Linked DNA regions of Homo sapiens: regions 1 and 3 are each linked to region 2. A link is a loop called in an ENCODE intact Hi-C map of the cell type or tissue named here. Cell type or tissue: A673. All regions are shown on one strand.

The links. A loop is a pair of places that touch in the nucleus more often than their neighbours do. Peaks named below come from ENCODE experiments on the same cell type or tissue, not always from the same donor. Only the 100,000 strongest peaks of a DNase experiment are listed, where the experiment ranks them.
Region 1: a loop joins it to region 2, with 3 times the contacts of the local background. A loop is called at or near these places in 8 of 110 quality-filtered maps.
Region 3: a loop joins it to region 2, with 4 times the contacts of the local background. A loop is called at or near these places in 12 of 110 quality-filtered maps.

The regions. Positions count from the first base shown.
Region 1 is chr1:38,504,559-38,512,558 of GRCh38, forward strand. No RefSeq gene overlaps it. Among named protein-coding and RNA genes, the nearest start is that of LINC01685, 33 kb to the left of the region's middle. In A673, no CTCF peak of the experiment used is centred here; DNase peaks (open chromatin) are centred at 3,243 and 3,883; H3K4me3 peaks cover 704 bases; H3K27ac peaks cover 1,868 bases.
Region 2 is chr1:38,584,188-38,592,187 of GRCh38, forward strand. No RefSeq gene overlaps it. Among named protein-coding and RNA genes, the nearest start is that of LINC01685, 110 kb to the left of the region's middle. In A673, a CTCF peak has its summit at 3,061; DNase peaks (open chromatin) are centred at 434, 1,044, 1,934, 3,024 and 1 weaker place; H3K27ac peaks cover 3,148 bases.
Region 3 is chr1:38,486,566-38,494,565 of GRCh38, forward strand. All of the region lies in intron 2 of LOC105378657 (a long non-coding RNA gene), which reads right to left. Among named protein-coding and RNA genes, the nearest start is that of LINC01685, 15 kb to the left of the region's middle. RefSeq lists enhancers at 3,051-3,825, 3,272-3,566. In A673, a CTCF peak has its summit at 3,409; DNase peaks (open chromatin) are centred at 176 and 3,436; H3K27ac peaks cover 2,938 bases.

The DNA of each region.
Region 1 (8,000 bases), 80 kb before region 2:
TACTGTCACTTTGGGGGCTTCCACATTCAGCCCATTTAGGTATTCAAGTTAGGGGTTTCCTTTGACATTTGCAGAAGTTCATTTAGAAACAACATAGAATTTGTTACCTTATGCAGTGTTAGACTTTTGCAATTCATTTCTCTAAGTGGTCATGCTAAAAATACAGTCACAAAGGAGAAAGGAACTGAAGACATCAAATAATGCCATCTCCTTCATGCTAAAATGTTTCCAAATGATTTAGATGATGTTGTGGGTAGTAACTTATAAAATGATCTAGAATATTCTGAGAACATCCTTAACCTTTGAGATTGACAACTGGTCAGATAGTTATGCCCTTTAATATAACATTCCTCAATATCCTAATCAATGATAAATTCTGAGCCTAATGATCCGGGAAGGCATCTCTGACATTCTCAACTCATTCATTTCACAAATATTTTATTGAACACCTATTGTATACAGGCCTTGGGCTTGTTGCCAGGGATACAATGGTGAACTAAGCAGACACAGTTCCTGCCCTCAACCTGCAGCAGGGTGGGAGATAGAGATACCATAATTCTAATACAAACAGATAAGCTTTGCCAAGGGAAATAAAGAAATGCTATGAGAGCCCCAAGAGGGGCACCCAACCAAGCTCAGATGGTCCAGAAAAGTTTCTTGGAATGGTTGACTTCTAAGCTGGGACCTGGAGGATGAATAGGATGTGGATACATTTGGGAGTCGGGAGACCATTCAATCCCCTATAGTGCATGTGGAGGTTGGGTCCCAGCTCCCTAAGATTTCTGTTATGGGTTGCCAAGATGTCCATTTTACCAGGGTGCTTGTCTATTCCACCTGAAATTACATAAGCTACCCGGCCCTGGACATCTGTGCAATGTTTCAGGAAGCCATAAGAAGGCAGATAGTTTTATTTTTTCAAAGCCTTTCTCACCCAGAAGGGCAGACAGGGTCTCATTATTTGTGGGGACAAGAAAGATACGTAGTAGAGGAAACATTAATTCAGCAAAAGGTTCATTCTTTTTTATGTACAAATTATGCAACGTAATTGTTTTACCATGATTAATATTATTTCAGGGGCCTAACAAACACCATTTACAATGCAAATCTCCTCAAGGCTGCAGAAAGGTACCTGTAATCAGGGAGGGTGTGATGGCTGCCCAGATGGAGTGGGGACAGGATGGAGCGAGTGAGAAAGGGTCACATGGCTCATCTTTGAGCACAGCATCAGAAAGGCCAAGTGGGCATGGCGGTCTCCTCCTTGCTGCACCCAGCAAAGGCTTCAGGAGGACTTTCTGCATCTGTCAAGCATGCCCTCTGAGCTCTAAGCCAATGTCTCCATTTCTACCCTCCCTTCCTGAGGCTTCCCTTTAAAAAGTCACATGCCTTTACTCCTAACCAAGAGAAAGCCACATGACTAGGTGGTGGGAAGATGGGAAATTGGAAAATAACAACAAGGGAAAATGTGTCAAAAGTACCCATCTGTTCTAATTCATCCCATCATTAATAACGTCTCCTCCCCCTCTTCCAGAAAGAAAAAGCAGGAGGCCTCCCACTGGGCTGTGTCCCCATCTCCTGGTGCCATCGCAGGGGCTCACGTGATCTACCGCTTTGATGTGGTTTGATTCTCTAAACGTGTGATTAGCACACACTTTGTACCACACACCCAGTTTTAGTCGTCTCTAGCACTCACCAGTTAGAAGCCCCCAAGCCCCACCACCAAATTGCCCTTGCGAGATAGCTGCTCTCTCTAACTCAGCTTCCCTACGCAGAGGAGCTCCTGATGCTGAATGAAAAATCACCTCGCTCTGCCTATGCTCAAACAGCACAAAACACATCCTGGGAAATATCCTCTGTCACTCTGGGATACAATTTCTCCTTACCTCTTTATTCCCATTGCTTCCAATGTCCTGTGTTATAAATGTGTAAATTCAATAAGCGTGAAATTTTCCAGAGAGAGAGGGAAAAAATCATTATAGCATGGCATATATGTTGGTGAATTGTTAATTTGCTAGAGCAACAATATCACTGCGATGTTACAACTGGTTTCCTTAGTAACATGTTAAAGTATATAGGAAAACACTTTGGGGTAATAAAATGTTCCCATTTGAATTTTGAATAAACTTTCACACGAGGTAAGGAAGTGGGATTCTAAAAATAACAGATTAGGTAATCAATTAACTTATTCAGTCATTCCATGGAATTTTAAAATATGAAAATATTGCACTTGCTGGAAATATGTCAGGTTACCAGAATTGTGTCTCGCTGTGCTGGTCAGTTAAATTTTGAAGAATTACTTAGAAATTTTTTCCTGTTTAACACTCAGCAATGTATGGAAACAGCTCACCTGGGCATTCTGAAATGAAGAGAGTTTATTCTTAAGGGTCCAATAATCAAAAATAAATTACTTTCCTGGTGCTGGAATCCAGCAGCCCAGACTTCCACATCATAATTTTCTGGGGCAATGGTTTTCAAACTTCACTGTACGTCAGATTCCCCTGGAGGGCTGGTTAAAACACAGATTGCTGGGCCCTGTTTCCCAGAGTTTGATTCAGGAGGGCTAAAGTGGAACCTGAGAATTTGCATTTCTAGCAAGTTCCCAGGAGGTGCTGATACATCTGGTTCAGGGACGACACTTTGAAAGCCATGTTCTAGGGGAAGCCTAAAAAATGATCACTCTGGCCCTACATATCTGAGCAATAAAAAGGGATTTCATATCATCTTAAGACAATCTGAATCTTAAAGCAATGGCACAGAGATCTTCTTTCCTTATTCATCATTTATAAAAAGCCATGGCTCACGGCTGTAATCCCAGCACTTTGGTCGGCCGAGGTGGGCGGATCACCTGAGGTCAGGAGTTCAAGACCAGCCTGGCCAACATGGCGAAACCCTGTCTCTACTAAAAATACAAAAATTAGTCGGGTGTGGTGGCACACGCCTGTAATCCCAGCTACTTGGGAGGCTGAGGCAGGAGAATTGCTTGAACCCAGGAGGTGTAGGTTGCAGTGAGCCGAGATCGCACCATTGCACTCCAGCCTGGGCAACAAGACTGAAACTCTGTCTCAAAATAATAATAATAATAACAATTAAGGAGATGGGTCCATTCTCCTGGGAGATGGGGAAACATAGATGGGCCTAGAGGCTGCATGCCTTCCAAAGAGGATAAACAGGGAGTGGGGCCCTCACCTGGCATCAGGCCAACATCACACAGCATGAAGCAGGGCCTCTATTTTTAACCAGCTCCATCGCCAGTGCTCAGCAGGCAGCCAGACACCAAGTAGGAGGTTGGCCAGATGCGCTTCCACTCGAGTTAAGAGTACACTCAGTGAGAAGCTTGATTTTGTTACAGGTTTTACTAAATGTATTCACAAAGTCATTGGTGACAGGAAAATGCTTAAATCGCAGTCCTTGCCCTTTAGCTCCTAATATGATAATCCAGGTCTCCAGGTAGACAGTCAGCGTAAAAAGTAGAAGGTGCCCTGGGCTGGAGTCAGGACATCTTGCTTCTGGTCCTGAATTTGCCGTGACTTGCCATTTACCTTGGGTTCTCTTCCCTTTCCAAGAGGGTCAGACCAGTGTTCTCCAAGAACCCCTTCCAGCCCTAGTATCATAGGAGTTAACCTTAATCCTACACTCATTCACTGTTTTTTGTTTTGTCCTTTTACCATACCAAATCAATTTCAGTTTGCACTAAAGGAAATTCCCTAATTACTGTTTTGTATCTTGCGGAAGATCACTTCCCACAGTTAATTTCTCAACTTCAGTTTCCTTCCTCCAGAAGCTTGCTGTGTCCACATTTCAATTAATTGCCTATTGGCACACACCCGACTCCAAATATTTGTGCAGTTCCCAAGAAAGCCTCATTCAGCTAAGTACCTGATCGCGTCAACCTGCTCTCTGGTTCCAACATCTCAGAATATCCAAGCGAGGAATATGCAAATGCTAGAGTCACCCAGAGAGAATTCATCAGGGGAGGGAGTCACTGGAGGCAGGGAGGGAGTCTCAGATGAAAGATATTATCGCTTGCTGGAGACAAGGGAAATTGGGGTGGGGGAAGGGAAGAAGTAAAGAATCTGAGGACTGCAAGCGCTTGCACCTTACAGCACAGGATGCTGTTTCTTCAGAGAAAGGCCAAGCAGATCAGCTACATTACAAATATGCTATGGAGCTACTTGCAGGGAGCCAGGGTTTGTTTTAGGAGCAGGCAGAAAAGGGAGTATTATTAGAGAGGCTACCCAGGTCTCTGTGCCAATAAATTCATTACTCCTACTTGCTGACAAACTCCTACTATTAGAATCACTCTTCAATGTGTTTTATAACATTGCAAAATGTTTGGGGTATACTGCTCAGTAACAAAAGGGGTATGCAAAATTATATAAACATGGGAATCTCAAACACATGGAAAAGACAAGAAAAATATGCCAATGCTGATTTGCCTCTGGGTGGTGAGATCATGGGAAAGATTGTCCCTACTTTATATTTTTCTTTACTCTCCAGGTTTTCTACAATTATTAAGTACTGCTGTACTGCTTTTAAGGTTAAAAAATTTTTTTGAACTTTTTTTTTCATACAAAAAGCATGCTTTGAAGGTAAGTCACTGTCTTCAAAAAGCTCCTGGTAAAATGCAAATCTATTACCTAAAAGGGGATTGTCCATGAATAGTTGTGCATAGTTTAGTTTGTCATCTTGGTTACTCTCATCTTAGACCATGGGCCACGGATCTTGTTTCATTCATCTTTGCACCTGTAAGCTTAGTCCTGACCTAGGCACAGGATGAGTATCAAATGTTTATTGAATTGTCCCCCAAACAGAGAAGACAACAGATCTCTGAAGAATGGAACGCAGGATAAGCTTTGAAAGAGCAAGGGTCGTTTGGAAAGGCCTGGGGTAGGATGAAGCCCAGGGGATGATATACTGAGGGAGCCCAGTAGAGAAGAAAATAGCACGAGGGCCTTCAGCACTGCCTCCAGGAGGGGATGGAGTGGAACAAAATGGGGTAGGGACGGGGGCATCTCTAAGGCTGAAGATTCCTCACTGCAGTTTCGCCACTAGCCAGCCCTGTCTTTCAACAGAGTAGTTCAACGGCATTGGTAATGCTCGTGTTGAGCTCTAGTTTCAAAGTTATTCCACTCATGGAGACACTAAAAGTAAAATGGAAGTTCAACTAAGGAAAACGTGAGGAGCTTCTTCTGGCAGGATCTGCCTCCCCTGGACTAATGACATTGTGCGGAACGCTAAAGGGAGCTCCAGGGAAAGGTCAGTGGCTTTCAAGTTTGAGCAGGATTTCACAACAAGACCCAGAAAGATATGGAAGAAACAAAGCTCAGATGGGAAATGTAAGGCACAGAATGGTAGAAGGACTTTGGCAAAACCTAGTGACATAAAGCTGTCTGCTTAATTGTCACTGTGCAGGTGCCCAAGGGAAATGGCTTATGTCAAGTCAATGGAAAAAAGACTTCTTTGATTTTCTCATCTGGGGCAAGCTGCTTACACATATAATTATACCTACTCGTTTAATAAATATTTATCGAGTGCCTACCATGTGTCAGGAGCTGGAAATTGGTAATGAATAAAGCAATACTCCCTGCTCTTGAGGAATATGTGAACTGGAAGGAACATCATTTACTGTCTAGTTCAACAGCTGTATTTTATGGATCAGGAGATCACAGCCCACAAAAGGGAAGCCATATGACCCAGAGCACTCAGCTAGTGCTCTTTCACCATTTTTAATACCATGAGGTTGTATACCTCATCACTTCCCAGGGATTGCAATGTCCCCCACCCCTACTCCATTGACAAAAATTCCACCTTCCCTCTAAGGCTTGTTAAAATGTCACACAGTCTCTATGAAGTTTTTTTCTGTGCCCTCCTTTGGTTCCCTCAGCCCACTGTACCTCTATTACAGCATTTGTCACAGTCTTCCTTGAACTTTAGTGAGTATACATCTGTCCCCTCCACTGGATTCCAAGCCCCCTGAGGGCAGAGATGGCCTCCCATTCATCACTATATTCTCAGCACCTCGCACAGCTGGGGGGACTAACATTTATGGAGTAGCTACCAAAACCTGGACACTATGCTAAACGCTTTATACACAGTCACATTTCTTCTCAATCAAGCTCTCTAAGGTGGCTCTTATTTTGCTTGATGTAAAGACGAGGAAACAGAGGCTCAGAGATATTAAATAACTTTCCAAAAGCCACGAAGCCAAGTGGAGAATGAAGGTTGAGCCCATTCTATCTGGCTCCAAAGTCCATGCTCTTCCTCTTATAAATGATATGCTCCATGAGGTCAAGGACGATGTCTGTCTTGTTCATCACTGCATCTGTAGCACCTGGTGCAGTGTCTAACATGGTGGTATTCTACCCATCACACAGATCCCTCTGATTCTGTACTGGAGGAGATTACACAGAATGCAAACCACCAGGAGGCTGGGACCCTTAGGGGTCATCTGGGAGGCCATCTGCCAGCAGAGGGCAAGGTGCAGAGACCGGTTCAGGTGCCGCGTCAACAGATCTGCCATTATAATAACCTAATCATGTTCAAAGGCAGAAATCAAAGTGAACACACAGTAATCTCAAAACAAAACAAATAAACAAAGTGAGCCCTAATTGTGTTGTGTGTGACAACAACACAAGTCCCTGGAGATAATGAATAAAGCAGAGCCACATAGGACAAGCAGCCCAGCCAGGTAGAGGCTGGGAAAATGGTGAGGTGAGCAAGATCCGGGGATGGGGAAGGTTGCAGGGTGCTAGGACCACCCTGGTAACAGAATATATAGAACGTGCACCTTACAGGGAGACTAGCATGCGGCACGGGGCTGAGGGGGGCTGCTAAAAGGAGTTTCAATGATTTCAACACTCATTTCAACTCCTAATTTCTGAGCCAAATCTCACAAGGAACTGGTTTCCCCACCAGGTTGCCGCCAGCTCCCATTCCCCACCTCCCACCAGCCCCCTACTTCCTGGCTTTGCCTCAGCCTCCAACACCAGATCCAGGTTTTCAGAAGTTCAGGAGCAAACCAGGGAAGGCTCAGTGAATCCACATTTTTGTCTCCTTCATCCCCCTCCAGCCAAGAAATGATTGCATGGAGAACATCTCCGAGAAATTGGTGGAAAAAACAAAACAAAACAAAAAAACAGATTTTTTTCCCAGTGGGTCTTTTCAAGCTCTCTTTTCTTTTTTCTTTTTTTTTCTTTTCATATTTACAAGAGAAAACAGCTACCCTTCCACAGACTTGCTTTCTTTTATTGCATGCTGAGAACGAGATAACCCATGGGATTCCTTGGCGCAGTGGCTTCCAAGAAGCTCAGAACTAAATCCAGTGCTCATGTCTCACCCTAGGTTATAAGTTCCTTACAGGCAAGAAGACAGATGTGCTTTTCTTTTTGCTCCTACAGAGCCCAGCACCGTGTTCAGCAAAGGGACTCGACAAAGATGTGTGCAAGTTAAACATTCGCGCGTGTTCCACTCCCACCCCAAGACTTCCCACCCCTCTTTTGAGTTTTTTTAAATGGTCTTATTATATATGGGTTTTTATCATGACCTACCTCAAATCCTTTATGTAGGCAGGCAGGGAATAAATGAATAAGTAAACAAACAAATGGATAACGGACTCCCTCCTGCCTGAGGGTACTTGCACAGGGTTTTATCAGCTCTGCTTCCAGAAAATCCACCCTAACTGATATTGAGCTAGGAAACAACAGTTTGGGAGCTCAGCAGGTTCCTTTTTTTTTTTTTTTTTAAACCTAGATAAGCTTGGGTGCCTCAAGTAAATTCCCCTTTGATTGGTATGTTTCATCAGTTGAACTCTAATTGGTGCAAACAGGTAATTTGGAGATTACAAGATTTATTCTTCTATAACAGTGATTACTGATTGCTAATGATAGTGCTGATTTTTAGGTGTTTAAAATCTTGACAGTTACAATACTCATGTGATTTACTACAGCGTCTTAGAGACAGCCTTCTACAGATCTCTGAGGACAGAGGCTGTGTCCTCCATGAGC
Region 2 (8,000 bases):
AGAGGCAAGGAAGAGGCGGGAACTCACCCTGACAGTACCTGCCCTGCTGGGCACCATCATGTACATTATTTCATTTAATCTCTACAGGAAAGCTGTGAGGCACAATTATTTCCCCCAAATTTCAAAGCTAAAAGGGCTACATAACATTAGAATTCGTTGGTTGTAAGCAACAGGAGTAATGTTTACTAACGTAGGCAAAGAGGGAATTCTCAATAGGAGGAATGAGGTCATTCACAAGATTGAAGGAAAAACTTCAAAAAAGATGGAGAGCAGAGCAGCTGCAGAGACCCAGGCCCGAGGTGCCAATGGTTCCCACTGGCATTTGACCTGCTGTCTCTCTGTTCAAGATTCAGATTCCTTCCCAAGGGAGAGTCTGATTGGCAGAGCTTGGATCATGTGACTCCCCTTAGCCAGGAGAGGTGAGGAGAACTTGATTGACAGGCTTACAAGCACCGCACAGGATGGGAGATGGGGCTGCCCAAGGGAAATGGAGATGCTATTAGCAGACAAATGAGGACAGGACAAAACAAGAGCAGGTCACTTCCAGGGCTCACAGATCACGGATCCAATGCCCTGCTTGTGCAGAAGCTCAGAGGGGCAAGTGCTCAGCCCACGGTCACACAGGGCGGACACAGGTCCAACACATAGGCCTCCTGGCCCCAGACTTGTGTGAACGTCAAGTCTCACCAGAAGTGGGTATCCAGATCCTTTTACTTCAAACAAGCCCACAAGGAACAACTCTTGCTCTCGTCATGCTTGGAGGTCTTAGCACCACTGTGGACTTTCTTCCACGGTCTCTGAATCCAGGCTCTAAAATACACCCGCTCTAAAATACACCCACTCAAAGGCTCTTCTGAACTTCTTTAACTGCTGCACTGATGGCCACTGGATCTCAAGTGAGAACTAGCATTGCCGACTTCAGGAAGTGACTGTCATAACTAATTTATTTTCATGTCTGTTGTGAAGCCCTCCTGGGGTGGTATAATCCACAGATACAAGCCTGCTTCACCTCTACTAGAAGGGTTTTAAAAATGAAATTAGACATGTTTTTGAGGCAAAATCTCTCACAGCTAACTCCCTGGTTTGGCACAAATTCTCTTAGCATTCGTGACCAAAGGAGACTCCTCCAAACCATTTCCTGTCATCTCCTCTGAGCTGTCAACTTTGATTATTCCTTTCCTGGTACTGTGCCTTGTCTTATACTAAAGGAATAATAAATACCTCCTTTCCCTTTTCTAAATCTAGGACTACCCTGGCACTTTCTATTTCCTACTTTACACAAAACTTTTCAGAAGAAGCTCAAAGGCAATGGCAGCAGTTGCAATAATAAATCACTAGGGAATGAGACCGAGGCTGTTTCTAGGCAGTGACCCAGGAACTGGCTTGTTTGTCCAACATGTGGTGAGCCTACTATGTGCCAGGCCTTCCCCTGTTCTTCCCTCACTGGGCCATTGGCAGTCAGTGTCTTCAGCCATCAGTCAACCAGAACTGCTCTCTGTGGTCCCCCATGGAAGTCCCCTTTCAGCCCTCATTCCCATTCACTTCTTAGCAACGTTTCTTCACCTTGTTCTTCTGTATCCTCCTCACCAGAGCGCAAGCTGCCTGAGGGGGGGACTTTTGTTTTGATCACCACTGACATATCTGCCTCAGAATCCAGAATAGTGCCTGGCACATAGTAGGCACTCAATAAATAGCTGTTGTATGAACAGACGGATGAACCAATGAACCAATAAATGAATGGATCCCTCGTTTCCTTGGAACTCCCTAAATCCCCACACACCAGTATCTCTGGATTCTAGCACAGTGCCTGACACATAGTAAGCGCTTTAAAAATGTGCAATATGCTTGAATAAAATTCTCCTCCCCCTTCTCACTTTGCTCCTTCCCCTCCTTCCTCAGGAATTTCTTTGTCCCTCCTCCTCCCCTTGGCCCCTTATTAAGTGTCTACAGTCCTTGGGGTTTTGTCCTTGTTCCTCTGCAATTCCCACTCTGCAGAAAATGCTCTGTGAGTGATCTCATCCACTCCCACGCTTTCAGCTTCCATCCCCACACCGATGCATGAAGCTGAAAGTAGAAAAAAAAAAAAAAAAACTAAACTAAAAACCGAAATCATTGACTTGGAAGTCCTTAGGAACCTCAAAGCTTGGCAGGTTGAAGGTGTGGCAGAATAATGGATTGAAAATTTAATTTACATTTTGTTTTCCCTGATGTAAGAGAGTCAGAGAAATGATGCGTATTTTATTCTCTGTAATTTTTCCTCACCAATTCTAAGAAAGTACCCAGGACATCTTGCCTCGGGGACGGTGGTGTTGGCTAGACTGAGGGCAAAATTAGCCTGAAGCCTGGCACTTGCCTTTGAAAACAAACTCAGCAAGATAATTCTGGGTCAGAGTTTCTCAGCCTCAGCACTGTTGGCATTTTGAGATGGATAATTTTTTGTTGTGAGGCCATCCTGTGCGTGCCTACCATCATCCCTGGCCTCCATCTCCTAGATGCTAGGAGCACCCTTCCCGCAAGTTGTAACAACCAAAAATCTCCCGGCAATGCCAAACATCCCCTGGGGATGGGGCACAGTGGAGCACGGGGTGGGTGGGTGGGTTACGGGGAGGTGGGAGTGTCGATGGGGGCGGGGCAGGGAATTATCCCTGGCTGAGAAACACTGTGCTAGATAGATCATCCACAAAAGGAGAGAACAGGGGCCCGATGGAAACTGCCAACCTTGGGAATTGGACAGCTTCCCCTACACTGGGAATGGGGGACCCATGAGATTCCAGGAACCACAGTTGGTTCCTCCTTGTTATGTGCTGGGCCACAACCAAAACACAGGTTTCCTTTCCCAGGATCCTCCTGGCTTAGCACGGTCTCTAGTCCTTCCAAGATGGCAGCAGTGTGTAGAGGGAAGGCAGTCTTGGAGCTCTCAGAGTCATTTGGGGTGCTGACTTCCTCGGTCCCGAATGCCTGCCTGCAGGCTTCTGCCTGGTTCCCTGGCTGGGTCCGTGGGCCAGTGATTTCTAGCCTCCCTCTCCACCCCAGGGCTGCTCTTGGCTGCCCCCTTGCTGTCAGGAGCCCCTACTGCAGCAAGACACAGATCAAATCTGTGGGAAGTTTGCTCCTTGTTAGGATAACGTTTGACAAACTGCTTAAAGCATCCCCCAAATCCCCTCAATGTCTTTAGTCCTCTGAGGCTGAATCTTCCAGTAAAGATGACATCCTTTTTAGATCTCTGCTCCCTCCTTGTCAGAAAGTTGTACTCTATGGGCCAGGTACCGTGGCTCATGCCTGTAATCCCAACACCTTAGGAGGACAAGGTGAGGGGATCACTTGAGCCCAGAAGTTTGAGACCAGCCTGGGCAACATAGTGGAGCCCCGTTTCTACAAAAATAAATAAATTAGCCAGGCGTAATGGTGCACTCCTGTAGTCCCAGCTACTCGGGAGACTGAGGTGGGAGGATGGCTTGAGCCCAGGAGGTAGAAGTTACAGTGACCGGTGATTGCACCACTGCACTCCAGCCTAGGTGACAGAGAGAGACCCTGTCTCAAAAAATAAATAAATAAATAAATAAAGCTGTATTCTACATAGCACCAAAGAATGAACACTGCCCAGTGAACGATGATTTCAACTCCATCTCCTCAAAATTGTCCTGCACTTTACAGAAGCTCCTGCTTCACTGAGTCCTTATAAGTGAGTGACATTTTGCAAATACATTGGACTTCCCATTGGTTCCTCCCCAACAGCCACTGGCAACTGGCCAGGCCCAGAAATCCAGATGTGTCCTCTCCATCTGCTAAGTCCTGCCAGACATATGAAGGATGCTTTCTCTTTATCCTTTTCTGTCAGGAGTGTCTGGTAATCCCACTCCTAAACAACCCTGAACATCCCTGCATTTCTGCCAAGCTCTCTAAGGCATTCCAAACTCAGGGCATGCTGTCTCCATCACTGTTGGTTTGTTTGGTGTCCTGTAATGCACGCACATTCTCATCTTCCCAAATGTCTTATGTGCAACCATAGATGGAATTACATATGGACTCTTGGACTTGGGAATAATGCCATGAATTAACATTCTCTTCTAAAATGAATTAATATTTTCCCCTAAAACATTTGTTTATAGAGAATCTTTCTAAAGTGCTCTCTCAAAAAGTCCTGTAACTCTCTTCCAGGGATTCCTTTTTTCACAGCCCATTGATGAAGAGAAAACACGTTTCTCGTTGCTTGAGGTTTCCCTATCAATTTCTCTGTACAGTCCTCAAGTTCTGGGATCGCCAAAGTCCAGTGGGTTCTTCTGCCTCGGAGACTGCCAGCTGAGGCGTGTCAGAGGTCATCCTCCTGCGTCCCAGTTTTTATGTCATGGTAAGTACCAGCAAAAGGCCTGTGTTGGTTGAGTGATGGCCTATCTCTCTCTGCCCATTGCTAATTGGGGTGCACAGAGAATGTATGCGGAGACTGGCAAGATGCTGCCGCCTGTCTATGACCCGTGAAGGAAGGCTAACCCCGGACAGAGGGGAGACCTGGTCCCACTGCATGGCTCAGTTTGTCCAGAGATGCTGTGGTAATGCCTCACCATAGCAGGTCCACAACCTCTCAACCCCACCACCCACCCTGGGAAGTTTCAAGCTCCCACAACATACCCCAGGCAGGGTCATTCTCTGCACCTGGGCCACTGACATCAGGCCCCATCAGAATTTGTAAAGGAACATGGGCTAGGTCGTGGGCATAGAATGACTGAAACAATAGTGATTTCTATGTTCAAGATACTTCTTCCTTCATTTGCCTAGACCTCTTTGAGGTTTCACTGGCCTCAGAGAGAAGGCCTGGGATTACAGGATGGTAGCTTCCATAGAAGGGCCTTGGATCACAGGCAGGTTTGAACCTATGATTTCTTGGGCCTGTCTTGCTCTGGCCTTGGGCAGAGAACCACCCCCATTACTCACACATTGTGCCCCAATCCCACCCACTGAGAGGCCCTGGGACCTGGCTGGGAATCAGGAGCCCCACCCACCCCTCCCACCGGTGGGTAGAACATGCAAGCTGTTGTGTCACTCTGAGCTCAGTCCTGGCCTGTGTTCAGGGCTCTGGGCCAAGCCTCCAGGGGTTCAGTAAGCTGCAGACTCCCCCAGGGCCCTGGGAGTGGAGCACTGTCCTGGGCATCTGCCTGGTTACTCCTCTCACCTCCACAGCTTTGGCTTCATTTACATCACCCTGAATCTTGTTCTGAAAAATCTTTTACAGTAGGAAGGAACCCAGCCAGGGGACCTCTCTGGCCAGGGGCCAAACTCCAAATCAGAGCATTCAGAAGACTCTGCTGCTCACATCCAACCTGCTTCCCCTCTGGCCTGTGGACAATGACTCCTGAGGATCAAACCCACAAGGGAGTGTATTTCTCAGCCTTGGACTGGCCTTGTTCAGGTTTTCTCCTCTCTCCCTACACCCTCCACTCCCCCAGCATAGAGGTTCTAGCTGCCCAGGGCGGGCACTACACAGATGGACTAATTGGGACTGGCACCCATGGGTGTGAAAATCGTCAACTATCTATACTGATTAATGGGTTAGTGTCAACCTGGAGAAGAGTTTAAAGACTGCCCTCAATGTCTGTTTTTAATGTCCTAAACCAGCATACACTTTCATGGGGGGCAGCATCTGTGCCAGGTGCTGTGTATAGCACATTCACAGAATCCATCTCTCTGCGGCCTGAGTAAAGACATCCAGGGCAGACAGAGCAGGAGGCCAGGAGGGGCAGCAAGGAGGCCAGGAGCTAGAATCAGGACATGAGAAGACCTTACTGGCTGGAGCAATTGGACAAAATAGAATGTTCTGGGGACCCAGGGCAAATCCTGGACTTCTGGCAACACAGTGAACGGAGCTGATACAAAAGGGCCTCCCACCTCCCACAGCCACATAGATATGAAGATTGCAAACACATAGTTGAGATTAAAAGAAAGAACTGGGATCCCCAGGCCTCTGGTAGAGACCCCAAAGCCAAAGCTATAAGCAGAAACAGAGAGTACAGTGGTCCCAGGTGTCTTGGACCTAGTGACTTGGGGGGGCTGGGATTTTAATAATCCCAGGGGCTGCACTGTGGCCTTCTGCCTGCACAAGGTAAGAGCATCAAGGGTCAAGGAAAACTATTTCCATCAGTTCAAGGAAGCATCAGACAGATTTCTAGGCCCATGGATGGAAATAAATTGTAAGTCATCTGCAAGAAATCAGAATCCTAGGTGACTCTTCCGTGTAGGTCTGAATTTATATTCCCTAGGTGGTGGAGGAGCCCCAGGCTGCCCCCCGCCCCCACATACACACCCAGAATGATCGGAAATATAAAAGACATTCCACAATCCATGAGACAATCTGAATATCCACTAACAGGAGAACTACTACATTACAGTATCCGCATACAACATTTAGAATGCATGATATATAGCTATATGTATCAACATGGATAAATTTCTTTAAAAAACACAATTTTGAGTAAAAGGAAGCAAATTGAAAAGAAGTAAAAAGGATGATGCTTGTTCTTGTTTATGTTTTCTACATGAATTTTACAATTTCCTTGCCCAGTTCCCCATTCTCCTTCTCGCCCCCACAAAAAGAGCTATTGGTTTTTTTATGAGGATAACATTAAGCTTAAAAATTAACTTAGGCCAGGTGCAGTGGATCATGCCTGTAATCCCAGCACTTAGGGAGGTAGAGGTGGGAGGATCACTTAAGCCCAGGAGTTTGAGACCAGCCTGGGCAACATAGCAAGACCCTGTTTTCCACAAGAAGAAAAAACAAAAACAAAAACAAGAAAAGAAAAAAATTAACTTAGAAAAAAATTAACTTGGGGGAAAATGAAATAGTTATGGGGTCAAATTTTCTAATTCAAGAATATAGCAGACTGCCATTTGTTCAAGATTGTTTTAGTAGCCTTCCAAGCAGTTAAAGGTAGGTTTTTTGTTAAGTTTTGCTTTGTTTTTCATATATGCCTTGGACATTTCTTGTTAAATTTATTCCTAGGTGTTTTATCTTTTTGTTAATTTTGTAGCTAAGTTTATTTCTTCCATTATATCCCGTTATATTCATATATATATAAACAACTGGTCGTTTGTATGAATATAATGAAGGATGTAATGGAAGAAACAAACTTATCTACAAAATTAAAGGATATAATGGAGGATACAAGTTCATTTCTTCCATTATATCCTCCATTACATTCATATAAACAACTGGTTGTTTATATATATATATGAAAGTTAATGATTTATTTATGTTCATCTTGTACCCTGCTACCTTTCTGAATTTTCCTATTTTTGACAGTAGTTCCAAAGTATATCTTCCAAGGTTTTTCAGATATACAATTATATCATCTGAGAATTATAACTTTATTTCTTCCTTTATAATTTTTATACTTCTCATTTCTTCCTCTTATTTAATTTCATTGGTTTCTTCCTCTAGTACAATATTAAATAATAGTTTTGAAAGTGGGAATTCTTCTCTTGTTCCTGACTTTAGCAGGAAATCTTCCAGCATTTCCCCATTATTTATGATGCTGATTTTTTAGTTGAGAAAGATTTTTTCATCTTAAGGAAATATCCATCTATTCCTATTTTATTGAGTTTTTTAAAAATAAAAAACCAATGGTTCCTTTTCATAGATCAATCATTTTAATATAACAAATAATTTAAATTGGTTTCTTAATGTTAAACCATCCTTGCATTCCTAGAATAAATTCCACTTAAGTATGATTTATTATACTTTTAAGTGCTATTAATTTTGTTGCTAATGCCTTATTTTGGATTTTAAAATTAATATTCATAAGTGAAATGAGTCTGGCATTTCCTTTTGGGTTCAGTCTTCACTGGGATTTGTCTCTGATGTATTGCTTAATGTATTAAAATAATTTGGATTTTTTCTCTTCTTTTCAATGTTCTAGAGCTGAATCATTAATATTGGAATATTGGAATTATTTGTTCTTTAATGCAGAAAAAAATTATTTGTAAAACCATTTGGCCTGGTGCCTTTTGGA
Region 3 (8,000 bases), 98 kb before region 2:
GAAGAAAGGTAAAATCAATGTGTTTTTTTTCAGAAGAAAAGAGGGAGAATGGGTGGAGATATAGAAAGAAGGGAAGAAGGCAGGCAGGCAGGCAGGAGGAAGGGAAGAAGGAAGGGAGGGAGGGAGGGAGGAAAGAAGGAAGGAAAGAAGGAAGGAAGGAAGGAAGGAAGGGAGGAAGGAGAGGTCATCTTGTTGCTAAATCTTGGATTCTTAAATCAACCTTAGCTGTAAAACCTTTACAGAGTAAAGTTGCCAAAATCCCACTCACAATTCTGCTATTACTACAACTAATGATAATAACAGCCACAACCTCACATGTTACTGTTCTGTTATTTTTTAATAAAAAATGTATACAGTTAAGGTGTACAATGAGATGTTTGATATACATACACATAGTGGAATGATTACTGCAGTTAAGCAAATTAACATATCCATCTCCTCACATAGTTACTGCGTGTGCGTGCACACTTGCACGCGTGTGGGTGGTGAGAGCACCTGAAATCTACTGTCATTGAATTTCCAGTATCCAGCACAGTATTATTAAGTACAGTCATCATGCTGTGCATCAGCTCTTTAGACATTCATCCTACATAACTACAACTTTGTACCTTTTGACCAATCTCTCCCCATCTCCTCACCTCCCTGCCCCTGGTAACCATGGTTCTCCTACCTCCTGGACAGAAGAGAGTCCCCTAGCAGAACTAAAGTGAATGGCGATTCTAGTAAGCTTACAGTTGGCTACTTTTCCTGAAAGCTTGGGAAAGCCAGCAAACTCCCCCATAAATCCACCCTAAACAAATTCACACATGAATTCCAGAATGCTATCTGTTACAACTTACAGTTGCGTCAATACAGGATGGAGCTCCCCAGACGGTGCTGGCTGTTGAGTGCTGCAGCGAGTGCGATATTGGCCCTTTAGATTTCACAGACACCCTCTCCAAGTACAAACACACACTCACACACACACAGACACATGCGCGCGCCTACTCCATCGCGGGCTGCGTGGTGTGTGCAGTCAGCAGCCGTGTGGAGAATGTGAAATCACACCTCGCTCTCCTTCCGAGGCAGTGAGATCTTTATTGGTTTGGGAACTGCAACAGTTTGCGTGCTGAGAGGTTGCAGGAGGTTTCCAAGCACCCCATGTGGAGTTTGGTGCTCTGGCACCGTTCACATGGTTCCCATTTTGCCAGATCCTTTCTAGAGGCTCCTTCCGCACAGCCTGGGGAAGGCCCTCAACAGAACATAATGTAAATCTGTGGCTCTTGTTAGTGTTCTCAAAGATAATGCATAGGTTCGTTCAGTATTTGACAGTTCACACAGATTATTTCTATTTCTTACCCTGTTTGCTACTCAAGAGGCACTAGGAGGGATCCCACACAGGAATTATTGACCCTGCTTTGCGGGGGAGGAAAGTGAAGTGCAGAGAAGTCAAATAACTTGCTCAAGGTCAAGTGCAAAGAAGTCAAATGACTTGCCCAAGGCATTAAGTGGTAAAGCTGAAACCAAAATCCGGGCTTCGAGTTCAGGCGCCTTTCCCCTGACTCGCCCTTATCATAATCATAATCTTAAGCTATCTTTACATTTATTGGTAACTTTACAGCACAAAAAGTCACCTATGGAATTCCATATGGCGTTTCATTCTGCTACTTGAATACTAAGACTATGTAATGTTTTCTATTTATTGCGCACAGATCTTTATTATCCTCTCAAGCCTAAGAATTAGGGAACTGTTAGCTAGAAATGAATTTGTGTTTTATGGCAACACTGATTGATAAAATACTGTTGGGGAGCAAGTGATGATGTCATCATGTGGCCTCAGGTTTCGGCTTCACTATTCTATTCGTGTGACCTTGAGCAATTCCCTTCACATAAACAAGGGAAAAGTTGTAGCCAGTGGGCTCCAGAGACATGATCTTAGGTTAGAATTCCAGCTCCATCACTTCCTAGCTGTGCCACCTTGGAGAAGATCCCTAACCACTCTGAGCCTCTGTTTCCTCATTTGCAGAATGGGGATAATAGTAGTACTCTGTCATGAAGGGTGTGTATTAGTGTGCCAGGGTTGCCATAACAAATACCACAACCTGGGCATCTTCGACAACAGGAATTGTCTCATAGTTCTGGAGGCTGGAAGACCAAAACCAAGGTGTCAGCAGGGTTGGTTCCTTCCAGGGACCCTCTCCTTGGCTCACAGATGACCATGTTCTCACCATGTCCTCATGGGGGCTTTCCTATGCATGCACATCCTCGGTGCCTGTGTGTCTGCAAATTTCCTCTTATAAACACACCAGTTGGATTGGATTAGGACCCACCCTAAAGGCCTCATCTTAACTCAGTCACCTCCTTAAGGGCTCCCATCTCCAAATACAGCCACATTCCGGGGTGCTGGGGGTTAGAGTTTTAACATATGAATTTCCAGGGGCAGGGGAACATAATTTTGCCCATAACAGACTATGAGAATTAAATGAAATATTTTGTTTAAGTCACATAGCACAGTGCTCCAGAGCCATCAGCAGGTGTGACCTCTGGTGCTCATCGGTGTAATGGAGATAATAATACCTCTCCCATGGGATTGTTATGATGATTGATGCCAAAGTGCTTCATAACCTACACATCACCTTAACAGGATGAATACTAGGTGCTGGGGTAGGGGTGGTGAAATGAACTGGTCACTTGATCTGGGAATTACCAGGCTATTCCATGGGAGGCTTCAAGGGTATTCTTGCTGGGTCACAGCTGCTCCCCAAGTCACAAGCAAAGAGAGTTTGGGGCCAGGGTAAAGGCTATCTTGGTTTCGGGTGAAGTGGCATGGACAGCAGGTTAAGACTGGTTCAGATGGAAGGAAACACAATGACACTCTCCATGCAGGGATCCTGAACTCAGGTGGAAGCACTCCAGACAGGAACCTGAACGTCTCCAGTCAGTTGCCAGCTGGAAGCTGGTTATTCTAGAATGAAGCCCCAGGGTGCTCAGAAAGGACCTCACTGCCCCCCTTGAGACTAGAGGACTATTAGGTTAAACTACGTGAACTTGCCAATATTTGACTGTTTTTGATCTGCACAACTAGCAATTTCATATAATTTAACTGAATATTAACCTCCACTTTGTGAATTCATGTCTCTGTGCCATTTTATTCTTTGACTGATCCCCATGATTCAACGATTCACTGGTTCAATCTTCAATTCCGCAAACATTTACTGTCGTCTGATGCATGGGCCGTTGTGCTTGGAGTTAAGGAACAAAGCCACCCCTCTTCTTCCTGCCTAAGTTTCAGACGCTTTGAAAGAGATGCGGAGTCAGGCAGATGGAAGCGGAAATGCTTGCTTTGTTACCAATAAGATTGGCTCTGGAGAGCATGCGCAGACAATGGGCCTCCTGATGTTGACCACCAGGATTGGGCAGACCACCATCCAGCCACAAGGGGCGCTAGAAAGCTGCTGCCCTTGCCTTCACTGCCAGGGCTACCCAGGCACAGGTTCTCTGCTGAGACAGCTTCCAAAAAGAAGGGGGAGGAGTTTAAGCTACAAACCTGCTACCTCTCCCAAGCTGGGGGGTGGGGGACCGGAAAGGGAGATCAGAGTGACTAGAGGCCAATTCAGGGCAAGAGTGCAGCTTGCCACCCTACCACCTGGAAACTAAACCAGAGAGAAAGAGGTTTCCCCACAAACAGTAATGGCAGCCCCCACCCCTGCCCTCCCCCCGCCAAATCCCACTTACTGAAAGCCGGTATGTGCACGGGAGACTTTATGAAAGGTTTTGGGGTAATGGAAATAGATTTACATTCCGGCAAAGCTAACACATTATAATTAGTTACTAGAAATCGTTTTCTTAATAGGCTGCTGTGTAGCTCTGTTGTTCCTCGCTCCTTTCTCCCCCTTCCTCTGTATCTCCCTCTCTTCTTTTTACCTCTTAAGGGCATCCTCACACCCCATTTTACTATATAGAACATTCTGATTCTCTTCAACTTTACCCCTCAGTTTCAGTTGAGATATTTCTTTGTGTATTTCTTCTCCCTCCAGAGGACATATCTCTTTCTGGTATATAGAAGCAGCTACCTTAAGAGTACATAAATAATTCTTTAAGCCCTGAAAACCCCAAACCTACTTATGACCTTATTATCCCATCATTTCTGCCACAAAATAAAAACCTAAAGAATAAATCTCAGTTATGCTAATATTTGACAGACGCGGAATCTCCCCCAAAATGCCTTTTTCTAAATACAATTATTCTAAGTACTAATCCAGTGAAGCTTAGTGTTCAAAAGCACAACACTAACAATCTCTGCTCTCCAAAATTAATGTTAATAAATTAAGCTTTGCAATATACAAATTAGTTCCAACCTGAGTCACTAATTTTCATTTTCCCTCTTCCCCTCAAATTAAGAAAAAGTGAGGGAGAATTAAGAAATTAAAGAGAAATATCCAATACTTCTTTCTCCGTAAAGAACGAGTTCCAGAGATGAGGTTTCACTGTGTTGGCCAGACTGGCCTCGAACTCCTGACCTCCAGTGATCCATCCGCCTCAGTCTCCCAAAGTGCTGGGATTACAGGCATGAGCCACCACTCCTTGCCTTTATCCTGTTGGTTTTAGGAGTCAAAGGTAAGCAGGAGAAGTGGCGCCCACCTGTAGTCCCAGCTATTTAGGGAGGCTGAGGTGGGAGGATAGCTTGAGCCTAGGAATTCAGGGCTGCAGTGAACCAAGATCACACCACGGTACTCCAGCCAGGATGACAGAGTGAGACCCTTTGTCTTAAAAACAAAAACAAAAGAGTCAAAAAGATTTGTTCTCACCTGGGAGCTTGAGGCCTCAAAGTGCTCATTGAAAAGAGATTTGGGGCTGGGCGGAGAGGTTCACGCCTGTAATCCTAACACTTTGGGAGGCTGAGGCAGGCAGATCCCTTGAGCCCTGGAGTTTAACCTGTGCAACAAGGCAAAACCTCGTCTCTACAAAAAATACAAAAAATTAGCTGGGCATGGTGGCACATACCTGTAGTCCTAGCTACTTGGGAGGCTGAGCTGGGAGGATGGCTTGGGCGCAGGAGGTTGAGGCTGCAGTGAGCTGTGATTGCACCACTGCGCTCCAGCCTAGATGACAGAGACCCTGTCTCAAAGGAGAGAAAAAAAGAGAAATTTGGTGGCAGTGGGCTATTGTATCCTGGTGATCTTGTGTGGTTCCTGGGGCATTGCTCTTAAGAAAGGGACTGGTAGTGAGAGTGTAAAAGACAAACATCTGGGTGGTGTTGAAATCCTGTAAGGGGCCGGGCGTTGTGGCTCACACCTGTAATCCCAACACTTTGGGAGGCTGAGGCAGGTGGATCACAAAAAAAAAAAAAAAAAAAAAAAAGAATGAGTTCTTTTCTAGTAATCAGCTTTTAGGAATTACACGTCCTTTCTCAGTGATTAATCATATACCTGACAAATCTAAGGAGAAATGTAAACTTGAGGAAAACTACATTTTGATACCATTCTAAAGGAATATTTCAAACATGGGATCAATAACACATTTCTGCTAGATGACCATCTCTAATACTAAGTATCAGGATAATCAAATGTGGAACTGGGAGGTATTTTAGAAACCATCAGATGCGCCCTCCTTGTTAAGCACTAGTTCAAATGGCTTTATGCAGGGAGTCCGAGTAGAGCAGGAACTAGAACCCAGGTCTCAGCTCCCAGCACTGTGTCTTCCCTTCTCATGCCTGTTGTCAGGTTCTACTTTAAAAGCCACAAAAACATCAGAACAGAAACTGGGGTTTTCATCTTCCCTCATGACCGATAATAATAAAATTCTACCCAGTAAAACAAAAGGACAGTTAAGAAACAAAGTATTTGGAACAGATGAATTTGGAATCTTGATGCTATTCCTCCCACCTATCCTATCCAAGAAGCCACTAACTTTCCTCGCTAGAGTTCTCTGCAACAGAGCCATCACTACCCTTCTGATTAACAGAGTACCTCTGGGCTGAGGGCCTCCTGCATCCTGCCTCCTACCCGTGCATCCTTCCAGCCGGCCCACCAGCCCACCCTGCTCAGTGCATGACCCTAATGTGCACCTGCTCTAGGGGAGCATGGTTTACACTTCTCTAGTGAAAGGTTCACACTTGCTTAACAAAGAGAAGGAACTCCATCCTCACTTTAGGTGCTCTTGGCTAAGACAGGGGCTATTTCTGACCTTTGCACCAGAGATAATATGCTTACTTAACTCCTTACTGGAACATAAGAAGGGAAAAAAAGCATGATAGGGCATGCATGACCCAAACTTCTTTAGTTGTCTTAATTGATGTCCAATTCTAATGCCCTTAAAATCAACTCTCACTTATTCTATGAGCTCGTTCATGTATTTGCAGTCAGAAGTACAACATGTATGGAGTAGAAGTGAAACCTAATGACCACATTATGGGTATATCCTGCTAATAGCCTAAGTTATCCGAATGCCATTAGATGCATTCCATTCAACTAAGGAATTAGGGTCAGATGTTATATATTTTTTTCATGTTAGAGGGGGGAAATAAAAGCAGAGTAAGGAAGGGTATTTTTCCAAGGCAACCCCCACAGAGCAGGAGCAGAAAAGTTCATGTGGGAACCCCAGAGTTCTGGTCCCAATCCAGTCCTCTTGAGCAAAGAGAATTTTCATTCCTACTGAGGGTCCCCAGACATTGGCTCTGCTGTTATCATGGCTAGGTAACGAGGGCAAGGGGATGAAGGAGGATGTCACAGACAGTTGTCAAAGGCATAGGGAGTTATGATTTGGGAGCAAACACCTTGTGATATGGTTTGGCTCTGTGTCCCCACCCAAATCTCATGTTGGATTGTAGTGCCCAATAATGGAGGAGGGAACTGGTGGGAGGTGACTGGATCATGGGGGCGGATTTCCCCTTGCTGTTCTCATGATAGTGAGTGAATTCTCACGAGATCTGGTTGTTTGAAAGTGTGTAGCACTTCCCCCTTGCTCTCTTTCTTCCTCCTGCTCCCACCACATAAGACGTGTTTGCTTCCCCTTTGCTTTCCACAGTAAGTTTCCTGAGGCTTCCCCAGCCATGCTTCTTGTACAGCCTGTGGAACTGTGAGTCAATTAAATTAAACCTCTTTTCTTTCTAAGTTACCCAGTCTCAGGTAGTTCTCTTTTTTTTTTTTTTTTTTTTTTTTGAGACAGAGTCTAGCTCTGTCACCCAGGCTGGAGTGCAGTGGCGTAATCTAGGCTGACTGCAACGTCCGCCTCCTGGGTCCAAGCGATTCTCCTGCCTCAGCTTTCCAAGTGGATGGGATTACAGGTGCCTGCCACCACACCTGGCTAATTTTTTTTTTGTATGTTTAGAAGAGATGGGGTTTCACCATGTTGGCCAGGCTGCTTTTGAACTCCTGATCTCAAGTGATCCACCCACCTCAGCTTCCCAAAGTGCTGGGATTACAGGCGTGAGCCACCATGCCCAGCCACATAGTTCTTTATAGCCATGAGAGAACAGACTAATACACCTTTACTTCGCTGAGGCAAAAACTTAACAGTGGGAAACCATTATTTCAATGACAAAGCTTTGTTCAGTTGACTTTATCTCTTAATTACGTGCATGTGAATGCATTTGTCAAGTTTCCTGAGGTGGGATTGATAACAATAAACCTGTATTTCTGCACAATGTTTTAATTCTGGAGGTAGAAGCAGCACAACACACAAGGAAGGAACCGTAGGCGGCCCTGTGCTCATCCTGGCTGCCGCTTGTTGAGTGTGGATTTCGACTCCACATCTATGCAGAGCCTGGAGGCTCACTCAGCCACATTGGGCCATCGGGCTGTACCAGGGCTCTGGGGCCACAAGGTTTCATAGGCTAAGGCAGGGTTCCTGGAATGTCTTGGCCTAAATGCTCCACATCTTGGGAAGACATTCTTCATCATCATCTCCACAAACCAGGGTCAGTCTGACTCCCCCTGCCCTCCACAGGTGTGCCACACCCCCAAGCATGAGTGTAATCATGGAGTTTCTGCCTCCAAGCCACTTCCTGGCCTACTGAGCAA